2 separate regions of the Homo sapiens genome follow, and region 1 is linked to region 2. The links are chromatin loops, found by intact Hi-C in ENCODE. Cell type or tissue: heart right ventricle. All regions are shown on one strand.

What was found. A loop is a pair of places that touch in the nucleus more often than their neighbours do. Peaks named below come from ENCODE experiments on the same cell type or tissue, not always from the same donor. Only the 100,000 strongest peaks of a DNase experiment are listed, where the experiment ranks them.
Region 1: it touches region 2 in a loop (5-fold over the local background); 33 of 110 quality-filtered maps call a loop at or near these places.

Annotation. Positions count from the first base shown.
Region 1 is chr15:70,675,462-70,683,461 of GRCh38, reverse strand. UACA (uveal autoantigen with coiled-coil domains and ankyrin repeats) reads left to right here. Exons shown (of 19, transcript NM_018003.4): 9 at 667-704; 10 at 3,786-3,854; 11 at 5,256-5,363; 12 at 6,322-6,354; 13 at 6,871-6,969. Among named protein-coding and RNA genes, the nearest start is that of SALRNA2, 44 kb to the right of the region's middle. In heart right ventricle, a CTCF peak has its summit at 3,652 (motif pointing left); no DNase peak of the experiment used is centred here; H3K27ac peaks cover 2,124 bases.
Region 2 is chr15:70,871,056-70,879,055 of GRCh38, reverse strand. It overlaps a transcript of LRRC49 not described here. Among named protein-coding and RNA genes, the nearest start is that of THAP10, 17 kb to the left of the region's middle. RefSeq lists a silencer at 983-1,159 and enhancers at 2,707-2,906, 2,917-2,976, 7,249-7,806, 7,807-8,000. In heart right ventricle, a CTCF peak has its summit at 3,812; no DNase peak of the experiment used is centred here.

The sequences.
Region 1 (8,000 bases), 200 kb after region 2:
CTGAGTTTCAGGGCATGCACATTTCTTTAAGCCTTTGGTCTATGTTGGCAAATTGCCTTCGAATTTAGGAGCTTTTTAAATTTTCTTCCCCTCTTTTTTTTTAGATATGGGGTCTCCCTTTGTTGCCCAGGCTAGAGTATAGTGGTGCCATCATAGCTCACTGCAATCTCAAACTCCTGGGCTCAAGTTATCTTCCTGCCTCAGCCTCATGAGTAGCTGGGACTACAGGCATGTACCACCATGGCCAGCTAATTTTTTATATTTTTTTTGTAGAGATGGGGTCTTGCTATGTTGCCCAGGCTGGTCTTGAACTCCTAGCCTCAAGTGATCCTCCTGCCCCAGCCTCCCAAAGTGCTGGGATTACAGGTGTGAGCCACCATACCCAGCCTAAATAAATTTCCCATTTTTTACCTGCCTCCAATCCTTAGTCTTTAATCTTACCTACTTGAATATTGTTATAAAAATTTTGCTAATTTGATAGGCAAAAGTGAGATGTCATTATTGTTTCAAGCATACGTTTTAGAAATAAAACTAAAAAGTTGTAAGCTTTAGAGGAAACTCTAAAGTTTATTTATTTAATATTGACTCAATTGTATAGTTAGGGAATGCGTACCTACCCCAAGTTAACCTGCCATTTTGTTGTTTCTCTTTTTCTCTAAATCTTAGGGAGAGAACTTTGGAAGAAAGGGCCATCTTTGCAACAGGTAGATATTAATTTTAATTTTAAATAATTATATGTATTGTATAGTTTAAAGTGCTTAGTAAAACTAGTTAATAGTTAGCATAACTATTCTGAGTTTAAATGCGTTCTATCTCTCTTCTCAGTTAATCAAGCCCGTGTAGATTCTGGATACTTAGATCATGAGGTCCTATCAAGATACTATCACTTAGCTTGAGACACATTAGATCTCAGTTTCAATGAAGGTATCCAGTGGGAAAGAGATAGCCTCCTGATTAGGGCCGTGAGCATTCAGTTTTTTCAAGTAGGAGACATTGTAACTTGCTAAATGATGAACTTTAGCTTGGCAGATCATAGACAGTTTCCCCCAGTCTCCCTTAATAACAGGACAAAATATTGACTGTTATGGGAAAATTCTTCCAGTGTAATTAAGAAATGAAGAAAACAGAGTTCTAAACTGATTATATATTGTGATTTCAATGCCACTGTTAGTGTTTTTATTTCTTCTTCAGTCTTTTTTTCTGTGTGTATTTAATTGAGGACTTTACGGAATAACAACACTTGAAATAATTCATGCTTTGCACTACATTTATTATTAAATTACTATTTAACCCTGTTTTGATATCCTGGTTGTGAAATGTCTTATGTTTTCTGCTAATCTATTTGTGTTAAAGTAAGCAGGGTTGGTTTACAGTACCGTGGCTCAAAAGCTAGTGTAGGCAGCTTTCCTCTCCTGCTGACTGTTCCCTTCCAGGCTTTCAGCTTTTCTCTAGTGAGAGGAACCTAAGCATTTGCAAACCCTGAAGAGAAAGTAATCAGGTACCTTGAGCAATTCTGATCATCATCCTGTGTCATTTTTGTACCTCTCACCTGAATCTGAAAGCTACATTTTTTAAAAATTTTGCTTTAAGTTCTGAGATACATGTGCTGAATGTGCCAGTTTGTACATAGGTATACATGTGCCGTGGTGGTTTGCTGCACTTATCATGAAAGTTATATTAAAGCTTGTTTTCCTTTTCAATCCATCTGAATTAATATGTTCATATATGGGTCATGTCTGTTGACACTTTTCCATCTGGAGCAACTGTTCCAGCCTTCTTCCCTGTGCCTCATATAACCTAAGTGTGAGTAGAGTGAAAAAAAATGTACACTGCTATGACTGTACTAGCCATCTCACACAGAATCAGAGAAAAATGATTTCTGAAATATATAGATATTTAAAATAAAAAGAATTATTGAATATTAATATGGGAATTGTTCTCTGCTCAGTGCTCTAGGAAATATTGAAGTGAATACAAGGAGTTAATATTCTACTAGGAACAGAAAGACACACTGCTCCTAATTACTGTGTTTCCGTCATTTATTGAATACACTTACTAAATATACGCTGTAAATAGGACTTTTTTTTTTTAATACTAAGGCACATGTAATCTCTGTTTTCAAGAAGCCTACAGTATAGTTGCAAATGTAAGACTCACTCAGTTGTTTGTTCACAGATATCTGCTGAACATCTACAACATGCCAACTACTGTTCTAAGTGCTGGGAATATTGTAGTGTACGAAGTCTCTGCCCTTATGGAACTCCTAGCTTAGTGAGAGATGAACAATAAGCAAAGGAATATTTAGTATCATAGCAGATGCTGTGAAGAAAAACAAAACAGAATTAAGGGATGAAGAGGGAGTGGGTGGAAGTCTGTGGGAGAAGCCTCACAGGCTGAGGGAAGGGCAGGTGCCCAGCCCCTGATGAGGGAGCAGGTTAGACATGTTCATGGGGCAGCAGCAGACAAGTGTGACAGGAGCGATGTGCCCATCGTGGAGGGAGCAGAAGAAGCTGCTAAAGTAACAAAGGGCTAGATTAAGAAGGACCTTGTATGATAAGGACTATTGATATGTACCCACCAGTGACTACCAGATGGCGGAAGGCAGGACGTGTGCACCCCAATCAGTGGTGCACGTGATCAGATCGCTGCTAAGTGGAGCCAGAGGTGCAAGAGAGGTTCTTTTAGTGTGCTAATAACAAGGCTTGTCAGGAAGATGGATCTTAATTAAAGGATGCGGTTGATTTAGTATGTCTGAGTTAGGATATAGTGGAGGCAGTGGGTGAGGATGCTGAAGTGAAGGCTGGAAATGAAAGTGGTATGATCAGGTGAGCTGTGAGAAGATGTCAGATTCCACTTGAAGAACAGTCCTTTGGTAGAAGGAATGAGGCTGTAAACATAGTTAGGGCCAAATTGTGGATATAGAATATCTTTTAAATGGGAGTTGTTCCTCTAGTTCTAGATCCAAACTCATTTGAATGATAGTTTAAAAACTTGATCAAGCAAAGGTAAACAAATAATACAAAACATGAGAAAATCATCTCGAAGAATTAAAGCAGTAGTTTTTTTTTTAACCTAATTAGGAAGAAATAAATAGCTTTCTACATTAGTTATTGTGGAGATTTAAAGATCATTTTGGTTTTTTTGAAAGGGGGGTTATTCTCTTGTTTAATAATTATGTTGTTTTTGTTAAAGCAAATCTCTAAGCTGGAATAAAGTTTCAAAGCAGTAAGTTACAAAAACAGAACATACACCCAACCAAGTTATTTAAAGACCTTTTTATATTGCTCAGGTCAGAGGGACTGTCTGTCTCTTCCTTACCATACCTCTTGATATTTTATTTTGGTGGTGCTCAGAGAAGTAAATAATTTCTGTATTGTCTTTACAAATTAATGTGACTTCCCCTTCCTCTTCCTTTTTTTTTTTTTTTAAGTTGAGTTCTTTTAGTAGTTGGCAATGCAGTGCTTTATAGCCCAACTTTTGTTATGCATTTATTACAAATTCTTTTTAAAATTTTGTGACTTTAGTTAAAATAAATCCTTAATAATATTTTAAAATTTGTTATTATTTAGTATTTTTAAATAAGTTATACTTGATTTATTTAAAACATAGTCTTAAAGGTCCTTTCCATTTTGGAGTTTTAAATAGAAACACTGCCACCTTGTGTTATGTGCAGCTAATGTTGGATAAACTGAAAATCACTAACTGGGTGTATTGCCAATTGAGGAAAATATACTTTTCTGTATTCTTACACTTGCTGACCCGTGTTTTCTTATGTTTTACCAAAGCGAAATTTGACACACATGCAAGATGAAGTAAATGTGAAGTCACATCAGAGGGAGCATCAAAATATTCAGGTAAAAAGAAAAAAATAATGGTGTCTTCCTTTAAAAACAATTCCAGTATTTGTAGTGGGATTGAGAGAGAAGAGAGGAAGCAAGAGAATGGGTGAAATGAGTGGGGCAAAGAAAGGGAAGCTCGTTAAAATTGTTTGTGATTCTCTTTTTTTTTGCCTAATCTCTTCTATTTATTTATTTATTTATTTATTTATTTATTTATTTAGAGATGGGGTCTGGCTCTGTTGCCCAGGCTGGAGTGCAGTGGCATGATCTCGGCTCACTGCAACCTCTGCCTCCCAGGTTCAAGTGATCCTCCTGCCTCAGCCCTTCTAGTAGCTGGGATTACAGGCATGTGCCACCATGCCTGGCTAATTTTTGTATTTTTAGTTGAGACGGGGTTTCACCATGTTGGCCAGGCTGGTCTTGAACTCCTGACCTCAGGTGATCCACCCGCCTCAGCCTCCCAAAGTGTTGGGATTACAAGCGTGAGCCACCACACCCGGCTGCCTAATCTCTTCTTTAAGAATTGACTTTTGTTATCAATGTTTGAGTCCAGTATTATAAAATTTAATTATGTAACGCTAGAAGTATGGTGTAGAAAGTATTGTTTTAATATATATTAGAAAAAGCAACTTTATATAACTGTTTGATTTAAATGTGTTTGTTTTGTGATGTAAACCATACATTTGTGTTTATTTTAGAAAATTATAGTATTAAAAATGATCATTAATGTAAATTAAATCTGATTTTTTTCTTAAAGTATTTTCTATTTTGATTGAGAAAAATAATTTTGTTAAACTAACCACACAGTACTTTTTGGCTTTTATATTGGTCAAAGTTTCCAAAGAATATTATGAGGATTATTTTAGAGGAAGGACCCATAATTAATTTTATGACTGAAACACCGTTAAATGATAAATTGAATAGCTGTTTCAGTATAATAAAAGCATTTTATTTGGGTTTTCTTAGTTTACTATGTAGTGTAAGAAAATGAACTATGTCCTTAAATTCGAGCCTTTATCTTTTACCAGAGCACTGAAAATGATGATTATTTCAACAAAAGGATTAGAAGAGTCTCATAAATTTGGGAGGTCTTAAGCAAAAGTTAAAATGGCATATTCTTTTGCTCTTTTCTGTGTCTAGATGCTTTTTATTTTTTCTTTATTGGAATTAGGATGATTTGCCCTCTTGTAGTATATACTTGTATTTATTAGCTATTATAGGATAGTAATTTTCTATTTTATTTATGATCTGTAGATTTTAAATCATTGGCATATCATTGAAATTATTGTATCTTTTGTACTTAGTGTTTTACATATGTATGTACCTGTATGGTAGTGAACTGCTTTTAAAAATTTCTCCTTTAAGAATTTGCTCTTTTAAGATTGGCCTGGCACCTTGTTGTCTTTATTATTTAAGGATTTGGAGATTGAAAATGAAGATTTGAAAGAGAGGTTGAGAAAAATTCAGCAAGAACAAAGAATACTTTTGGATAAAGTCAATGGTTTACAGTTACAGCTGAATGAGGTAAATAAATCTGCATAATAGAAAAATAAACTGTCTTACTATATCAATAGCAAATTGTTAATGATTGTGCTAAAGAAGGTAAAATTAGCTCATTGCACTTCAGAGGAGTTAAATCTTACTGGGGACCAGGATTTTTACATGAAATTTTACATTTAAAGTACCATAAGCTAACAAGTAAGGACAGTGTAAAGAATGTTCAGGGAAGTGAGGAGAGATCACTGTGGGCTGCCGCTTCTGAGGGGGGCACTTCCTGTGGGAGATGGTACTTCTGTTGAATTTTGAAGGAAGTAAGAGGGAATCAGAGGGCATTCCAGAGAACACTGTGATGAGCAAAATCACAGAAACAGTGACCTGTAATATATTCCTTGTTGTATAAAAAAATTGGAAATACAAGAAATATCCATAAATCATTTTTTAGAGGGAAAGTAGAATATATATGAAATCTAGTATCATCAGTTTGCTCTTTAAATATACATTTTATTATGTACAGGACTTACCACAGGTGAAATCTTATGTGATATTTGCATTTCAAAAGTAAGAAGTAACTGCGTGATTGGTACAGCTGTGTCCTTGTGATTCTAATTTTCCGTATCACTTTAATATCTTGCTATCTATGTTAGATTTTCCTAAAATTGAACATATGCAAAAGCAAAAGGCTGAACTATAGTTAGGGCCATGGGATTGGAGAGGAAAAAGTAGACAGAAGATATGAGGACCAAGAACAAGTAGGACTTGGTGGTTGATAGGTTCTCAAGAGAATCAAAAGTGCTTCTGAATTTGGATAGTGAGAAGAATGAATGACAACTCATACAACAGAATTGTACATAATTTTCTTCTCATATCCTTGGCCCTAGTCTTAAAGACATTTGCCAATCTTTTTAAAATATCTTTGCCAAGTTCATGCCTTTTAAAATAGGCTTTTAAGAATTAAAATATTTTGTGTTCTTTTTAAATTTAGGAAGTTATGGTTGCTGATGATCTGGAAAGCGAGGTAGGGTGACATTTTATTTTAAACCATTAAAATTGTTTTAGGAATTGAAGATGATATAGTAGTAAAGGTTTAAGTCCTGAATTGAGATAGAGACCAGGATTCTATTTCTGGTTATTAAAGGGAAATTCAAAATCTATAGATGACTAAAAAAGGATGTTTTGAATGTAGTGGCATAGATTATTGTAGGCATTTTGTTGTTATTGCCTCTGAAAGTCTTACTTTCTGTGAAACTTGTCCTGAAAATAATATAAAATTCTAAACATAAAGAAAATGTCTGAAAACATTAAGATTGAAAACAGAGATTTGAATTTTTTATGATTTTGTTTATAGATATTGTATGTTTCATTAGTATATTTGTAGAAATTATCAACTCTATTAGTAGTTAAAGTTCACCAGGTTGGAGAATTCATTAACTCCAGTCCTCAATGCAATTCCAATTCACGTTTTCTAAAACACATTTTTAATCCAATTCCAAGCACAGGGTGATTTTACTGTATTTATTCTGTTTCATTTCAGAGAGAAAAGCTGAAGTCCCTTTTGGCAGCTAAAGAAAAGCAACATGAAGAAAGCTTAAGGACTATTGAGGCTCTGAAAAATAGATTTAAATATTTTGAGGTATAGAAAGGATAAATTATTTCCTGTAATTCATAATGGGTAATGGTAAGGCTCTTGGCATCAGACTTGAATTTGAATTATAAATCTCTTATTTATAGTGTGACCTTGGGCTGCTTATTTAAAGTCTTCAAACTTGTTGCCTCTTTGGCAAAACTGGGGTGATTGTCTCTTTCTCCACATAGTTATAAAGGTTAAGTGAGATCATTTAAATTGACTAGCATGTAATTGACATTTAGTGTCATTCTAGTTTCTCTTCATTGTCCATCCTTACCTTTTTAAAACATCATATTTCTACCTGTAAATTTGCAGTGAGTATAATGATAATAAAAAGCATTCATATAAATGAATGATGATATGTCCAGGATTATCTCAGAAAGGATTCATCACTGGGCATCACTGAAGGCAGCTGATTCAGCATGAATCTTTTGTCTTTGTTGGTGAATGCAGCCCCAAAGTACACTAAAAAAGTGCCTTAGTCCGTTCATGCTGCTGTAACAAAATAAAGAAAATTTATAAAGAACAAATTTATTTCTCCCATTTCTGGAGGCTGGAAAGTCCAAGATCAAGGCTCTGGCGTTCATGTCTGGTGAGGGCCTTTTGCTGCATCCTCACCTGGCAGAAGGCGAAAGGGCAAAAAGGAGCCTAAGTGAAGCCCTCGTGACTTAATCAGTTTCCAAAAGGCCCCACCTCTTAATACCACCACAGTGGGAATTTAAGTTTCAACACATTTTGGCAGACATTCAGACCATAGCAAAAATAATATTCTTCTTTGTAAATAAAAAACTATGTGTGCATTATGAAAAATAATATAAAACATGTATGAATCTCACAGACAGTGTTGCAAGAGATAAGTCAGACACAAAGAGTACATACTGCACGATTCTATTTTTATGAAGTTCAAAAGCAGATAAAACTAATCTATGATGTTAGAGATTAGAATAGAGACCGCCGTTTGGTGAGGGGTTACTGAGTAAGGTGTGTGAAGAAACTTTTGGTGTCCTGGAAGTGTTTTATATCTTAATCTGGGTTGT
Region 2 (8,000 bases):
TTACTTTCAAATTCTGTCAAACAACATAAGAAAGAATACCAATCTTATACAAGCTCTTCCAAGAGAAAAGGACTAGAGAACACTTCCCATCTCATGAGTTCAGCATTAACCTATTACCAAAACTAGGCAAAGACATTGCAAGAAAAGAAATTATAAACCAACATCCCTTGTAAAGTTATGTGTGTATCTTAACAAACTATTAGCAAACATATCCTGCAATACATTATACAAATAATACATCACATCTAAGTACAGTTTAGCTCAGCCACACGAGGCTGGTTTCACATTCAACAACCAATCAATGTAATTCACCATATTAAGAGAACGAAAGAGAAAAATCATGTCACCTTCATCTTACTAGATTTAAAAAACATTTGACAAAAGTCAACATCTATTTATGATAAAAACCTACCAATAAACTAAGAATAGAAAGGAATTTACTTTCTTCACCTAATAGCAGCCATGAATGTATGCCACTAAATCCATAGTTAATGTTCCCTTACAGGCTTTATCCCTAGATCAGGAAAAATGTGAGGATGTCCATTCTTCAATACTTTTATTCAACATCATACTGAAGATCCTAGTTGGTGCAATAAAGGCAAGGGGAAAAAAAGGAAAGAAGGCAAAAAGGAAGAAATGGCAAAACAAAATGCACAGATGTTTAAAAGGAGGAAATAAGGTTGTCCTTTTTTTAGAGATGATATGATTATGTACGTAGAACCTCCTAAGAAATCTATTAAAAAGCTACTAGAACCAATAAATCAGTTTAGCAAACCAAATATGCAAAAATCAACTTCATTTCTATATGCTAACAATGAACAATTGGAAACTGAGATTAAAAAAAACTGGTTTCATTTACAATATGGAAAATGCAAAGAATTTATTTATTTATGTATTTATTTATTTTGAGACAGAGTCTCACTCTGTCGCCCAGGCTGGAGTGCAGTGGCGTGATCCTGGCTTGTTGCAAGCTCGGCTCCCTGCAAACTCTGCCTCCCGGGTTCACGCCATTCTCCCACCTCAGCCTCCTGAGTAGCTGGGACTACAGGCGCCCGCCACCACACCCGGCTAATTTTGTTTTCATATTTTTAGTAGAGACGGGGTTTCACCATGTTAGCCAGGATGGTCTCAATCTCCTGACCTCGTGATCCACCTGCCTCAGCCTCCCAAAGTGCTGGGATTACAGGCGTGAGCCACCGCGCCCAGCCACAAAGAATTTAAAATAACAAACTGTTGGAGAGCAATAGCAACTGGAACTCTCCTACATTGCTGGTAGTAATACAAAATACTACAAGCACTTTGGAAAACAATGTGGTAAACTTTCATGAAGGTAACATACCCATATCATTCAACCAAACAATTTCACTCCTGGGTACTTTACCAAGAGAAAACACATGTCCACACAAAGACTTTTACACAAATGCTCATAAGAGCCAAAATCTGAAAACTCAAATGTCCATCAACAGGTGAGTGGATAAGGAAATTGAAGTATATCCAAATAATGAAATTATCTTAGAAATAAAACAAACATATACAAAACAACCTGGATTAATTTTGAAAGTATTATGCTGAGTGAAAAAAATCCAGGCACAAATAAAAGTACACATTCTATATTTCTATTTGTATAAAATTCTAGAAAAGAAAAAAATCTATAGTGACAGAAAGGAATCCATCAGTGGTTGCTTGGGACTAGGGCAGAGGAACATTCCCTGCAAAAGTACGCAAGGAAATGTTTAGGGGAGATGGAATGTTTTATACCCCAATGTGATGAGGGTTACATTAATACATACATTGTATTAATAGTTGTATGTAAATTATACCTTTATAAAGCATGTTAAAGAAAAAGCAATACACTATTATTTTGCCAAATGATAGTTCAAGCAATAAATTCTGTAGTTTCTTAAGGTAGGCTTCACAAAATAGGTGGAATTGTAATGGTCCTTTAAGGAGAGAGAGGATATAAATATGCTTTAAAAACCAACAGGAAGGACTGAAGGCCCAGAAAAAGTCAGTAGAGACACGGATGCATAAAAAGCAAAGGATGAGTGAGAAGGAGAGTGGCATCATTAGACTGAAGATTTACAAAGGAGTTCTGAAAGATTCAGATAGACAAGCAGAATGTTGCCAGAACAAGCGGAATGGCCTTTAACCTTTGGGCACTGAATGAACTTTTCAGATTTGGGGTCAGGAAAGTATGTTAGGCAAATGAATCTGGAGCATAGCACAAGAAGAATTGGAATGGATTAAATTTGTTAGAGATGGCATGCCTTTGCAATAGTCCTGGCTTGAGAAGGTAAAATATTGACCTAGAGTGAGGAAAGGCAAAAAATGGAGAAGATAGAAAAGGAAGAATTGACTGGACATGGTGGTTACTTTACGGATTTGTGAACAAGGAAAGAGTAAACAATGACTGAGTTTTCAAGTGTGGGTAACAAGAACTGGCAGTACTATTAGTACTATAAGAAGGAGCCAATCTCGGGAGAAAGGTGCTGATTTCAATTTTAGAAATGAGTTGCCTGAGAAACCTACCCTGACCCTACCCTCACCCTCTCTGAAGACTGGATGAAATGTCACTGCATACTACCAAAGCATGTCATGCATAGCCCATCATGGCATTTATCACCTTGTGTTGTGACTGTTTACTAATCTCCCCCACTAGACTCTACACAGCCTGAAGGTAAAGACAGTAGTTCACTGTGCCAAGCACTGTTCTAAGGGTCTAAGGGGTTTCCAAATGTTCTTCCTACATGGTAAGGTTTTACAAGCATTTGCTAAATGAATACTGAATGTTGAGTTTCAGAAGATAATGAAACAGGAAAGCAGATGTGTTTCTCAGGCAATTCGAGTAGTGAGGTGTAGAGATGTAGCTTTCAGAGGCATTTACATGAAAGTGATCGTTGAAACCATGATGTAGGATCCCTAAAGGAGAGTTTTTAGACTTCCTGTGGCACTTAAAGTCTTCATTATTTACCTGGCAAAAGTGATCGAAAATGAGAAGCTGGAGAGACCAAGAACATGCACTTAAGCCTGTCTTATCCATTAATTGAATTAACTTCTGAATATTCAAGAGTTGGCTCTGCAGATAATCCACTAAAAAAAAAGAAAAAAGAAAGAAACTGTCTAGCACTTGCTCCTTGCATCTTCCCTTTATGTACCAAGAATCATGATCAGTGACATTTAGGAAAGTGGGAGAAAAAATTATTGGGACATGGCAACAGCCTGGATGCTTCTTTCACCCTGGCTGAATACCGAAGTTCCAATCTAGGCTCCAAGACGCTTATCGGCTATAGTGTACTTAGATAAATTACATTATCTCTCTGGGCCTGAGTCTACTCCCATGCAAAATTGTGATTTTAGTACCTACAACATATTTCTGTTGAGAAGATTACAATATGAAAAACCTAGAACACTGCTGGGCACATGGTAAGTGTTCCATAACTCTTAGCTAGAGGCAGGAAAGGATATTGCCTAAGAGGATGGACTTTGTAACACACTACCTAGGCTTCCATTCTAGTTATGCCAATTACTAGGCAGGTTACTTTGCCTTTTTGGGCCGTTCCCTCATCTGTAAAGTACGGCTGTTTTTAGTTCCTCGATCATAGGTTTGTTGTGAGAATTAAATGTATGCTAACCACTTAGAACAGCACCTGACACATTGTAAACATCATGTTAAATATGACTTATAACCCATCAACCCCTTACCCATATATCTTGATTCCGAGCCCTGCCTTTAGTTATGTCCAGTCTCTTTTGTGGCCTCTCATTTTAGTCAATAGTTAGTACACTGGATGTTTTCTAAGTTCATTTCACAGAGACACTAGATGGAGTTGCTGAGCTAAAGCACCAAAGAACTGCTGGGCAGCCGAATTGGAATTTTGGAGCTGAATGGAACTTTAGGGATGGTCTGGTTCACACTTTTATTTTGTAGATGAAGAAACTGAAGATCAGAGAAGTTATCTGGTATAATCCCAGCCTGCAAATTGTCTTAGCAATCCAATGTCTCCATTTCTGGCAAAATTGATCCCACTCTTCATCAGAAATGACTGAATAATGAAGCTGGATGTGCTTGCAACTCTTACTTAGTGAAATCATCTAGAACCATTTGATCAAACTCAAACAATCCTGTAAGCCCCACAGGGGCATGCTGCTGTTGTTCGCTGACTGCTCTGTCTACAATGCCTGGCATGTAGTTCAGTTAATATTTGTTGAAGAATGATAGGGATCTATCATGTTTTTAAAGCTTTAGAGATTGAAAATCTTCCTCAGTACTTGTTCCAATGCTTTCTGAAGGGGATTCCTCCTCATGTAGACTTATTCCTTTCACATATATGTCAGTCCTTTTCTTCTTTTTCTAGATTCCCTGAAGGTGTTATAGCTGGAAAAATCTTCCAGTTAAAATGCCTCATTTTGTCAATGAGGAAATTAACTGAGGCAATTTGTCCATACTCACATAACTGATTAGTGGCAGAGCTGAGATTGAATTTTCTGTAGCTTGTCATCTAAAAACCAAAAAATGCAAACCGCTTCAAAAGACTGTCAACCTTCTTCCACCTGCTCTTTAAATGTTCCCCAACTTGTCTCCAGGTCATAGTCTCCAGCTTATTATCAAATTATCAATTTGATTGCTTCCCACTTGGAGCAGGCTTACTATTTACATCCTTCCTTTTCTTGATCCCAGTTCAAATAACTAGCCTATTCTATCATTGCTGCCCACCCACCTGCCCTTTGTACCTCCTGGCTCTTAATCCCTGTCTTTGAGAAGAAAAGGTAGATCCTCTTTCTCACCTAAACCAGCAGGGATGGGTTTGCAGATATTCCAGGGAGCTCATCCCTCCCTCGTTAGTGTCAGAACAGAAGGATCCCAGACATCTAGAACACTTCCAGGATTGTTCCAAGATGGCGTTTGCAGTTCCGATCAGAGTCTCAAAAGTTATGTTGGGCTCTGAGATAACATAACCCAGGGAAATCCCCAAACAGAAGGTTCCCTAGCTGGACTAAATGACATTCACACACTGGTTTACTAACAACACCCAGGAAATGTAGAGTTTCTACAGTCAAGGACTGTATCCTTGACATCTCAATCCCTTTCTACAGTTCCATGTACCTATTGGTTTATTCTTTACTAAGCCTACCACCTAGTTGCAGTAGATTGTAAAAATAGCCAAAAATTCTTCCACTCCCATCAAGAGGTAAAATCTATTTCTCCACTTCTTGACTTTGGTTTGGTCATGTGACTTACTTTCACCAATAGGACATTAGTAAAGGTAATATAAACTGAGGCTTTAAAAGTGCTTGAGCCCTGGGCTTGTCCTCTTGCTGTGTTTGGAACTCTAGGACTACCATGTGACTGAGTTCAAGCTAGCCCCCTATGGAGGAGACTCCATGTGGAGAAGCAGCTGGTCCCTTGCAAAGAGCCCTCCAACTGTCAGACACATGAAGGAAGTCATTCTAGATCATCTGGCTGCCTCCAACATGCCAGCTGACCAGAGAAGCATGAGGAAGTCCAGCAAATCCGCCAAGCATGCCCAGAGAGAAGAGCTGCCCAGTCAGCCCATGCAACTGTAAGATGAATCAATGGTTGTATTTTAGGCCATTAAATTGTGGGGTTGTTTGTCATGCAGCAAGCACTACCTGATACACTAGTGGTAAAGACTCCCTAAGGAAAAGGCAATCACTATTTTCCTGTTCCCTCCTCACCATGACCCTCAGTTTTTCATTCTTGTATAATAGCTTTAGTTAGTATTTTGACCGTATATGATGTTTTAGTTCAGTGAGGGGATAGCAGAGTATAATTGTTATACAAAATTATGTCAACTGAAAGTGTAGACTTACCTCAGCTTGGCAATCCATCTTTAAAAGTTATGTCAAGTTGGCTGGGCGAGGTGGCTCACTCCTGTAATCCCAACACTTTGGGAGGCCAAGGCGGGTGGATCACTTGAGGTCAGGAATTCAAGACCAGCCTGGCCAAGATGGTGAAACCCCGCCTCTACTAAAAATACAAAAATGAGCTGGGCATGGTGGCGGGCACCTATAATCCCAGCTACTCGGGATGCTGAGGCAGAGAATTGCTTGAACCTGGGAGGTGGAGGTTGCAGTGAGCGAGATCGCACCACGGCACTCCAGCCTAGGCGACAGAGTGAGACTCCATCTAAAAAAAAAAAAAAAAAAAAAAGTTATGTCAAGTTTATAAGATATTTTGAGCCAGAGCCATTTCTCTCACAAGTCTTGGAATCTCTTGGAGAAAACGTCCTCTTTCTCTCTAGGGTCTCCATGGCTGTACATGCAAATCACTCTCCTCAGTGGATATGAGAGCTTTCTGAGATGCTGCCTATGGAACTTGTCTGGTCTCAATTTTCTCTTTTTTAAAAATGCCAGCAATTTCTCCTTCTTGACAATTTTCTCATCTTTTTAGAACACACACTTTTTGGAAACCCTAAAGCGTATCACAACTTTATCTTTGACATCATCTCAAGCTTCTAAACCCAGTCCCAGAACCGGACCCTTTGGAAAGTTACTTCCCAAGCACTTATTCCCTAGGCTCATCTCTTAGCACCAATATGAATGTTTTTTCAGTCATTCAACAAACCAGGGATAAAACTAAGTACCTCTCCCTCCCCCTCGCCCTCCCCCTCCTCCTCTCCCTCTCCCCTACGTCTCCGTCTCCCACTTTCCGCGGTCTCCCTCTGATGCCGAGCCGAGGCTAGACTGTGCTGCCGCAATCTCGGTTCACTGCAACCTCCCTGCCTGATTCTCCTGCCTCAGCCTGCCCAGTGCCTGGGATTGCAGGCGCGTGCTGCCACGCCTGATTGGTTTTTGTATTTTTTGGTGGAGACGGGGTTTCGCCGTGTTGGCCGGGCTGGTCTCCAGCTCCTGACCGTGAGTGATCTGCCAGCTTCGGCCTCCCGAGGTGCCAGGATTGCAGACGGAGTCTTGCTCACTCAGTGCTCAATGTTGCCCAGGCTGGAGTGCAGTGGCGTGATCTCGGCTTGCTTCAACCTCCACCTCCCAGCCGCCTGCCTTGGCCTCCCAAAGTGCCGAGATTGCAGCCTCTGCCCGGCCGCCATCCCGTCTGGGAAGTGAGGAGCGTCTCTGCCTGGCCGCCCATCGTCTGGGATGTGAGGAGCCCCTCTGCCCGGCCGCCCAGTCTGGGAAGTAAGGAGCGCCTCTTCCCGGCCACCATCCCGTCTAGGAAGTGAGGAGCGTCTCTGCCCGGCCGCCCATCGTCTGAGATGTGGGGAGCGCCTCTACCCCCCCGCCCCGTCTGGGATGTGAGGAGAGCCTCTGCCCGGCCGCGGCCCCGTCTGGGATCTGAGGAGTGTGTCTGCCCCACCACCACCCCGTCTGGGAGGTGAGGAGCGTCTCTTCCTGGCCGCCCCGTCTGAGAAGTGAGGAGCCCCTCCGCCCAGCAGCCGCCCCGTCTGGGAAGTGAGGAGCGTCTCTGCCCGGCAGCCACCCCGTCCAGGAGGTGGGGGGCAGCCCCCGCCCGGCCAGCCGCGCCGTTCGGGAGGTGGGGGGCGCCTCTGCCCGGTCGCCCCGTCTGGGAAGTGAGGAGCCCCTCTGCCCGGCCGCCACCTGGTCTGGGAGGTGTGCCCAACAGCTCATTGAGAGCGGGCCATGATGACGATGGGGGTTTTGTCGAGTAGAGAGGGGGGAAATGTGGGGAAAGGAAAGAGAGATCAGATTGTTGCTGTGTCTGTGTAGAAAGAAGTAGACATGGGAGACTCCATTTTGTTCTGTACTAGGAAAAATTCTTCTGCCTTGGGATGCTGTTAATCTATAACCTTACCCCCAACCCCGTGCTCTCTGAAACATGTGCTGTGTCCACTCAGGGTTAAATGGATTAAGGGCGGTGCAAGATGTGCTTTGTTAAACAGATGCTTGAAGGCAGCATACTCGTTAAGAGTCATCACCACTCCCTAATCTCAAGTACCCAGGGACACAAACACTGCGGAAGGCCGCAGGGTCCTCTGCCTAGGAAAACCACAGACCCTTGTTCACAT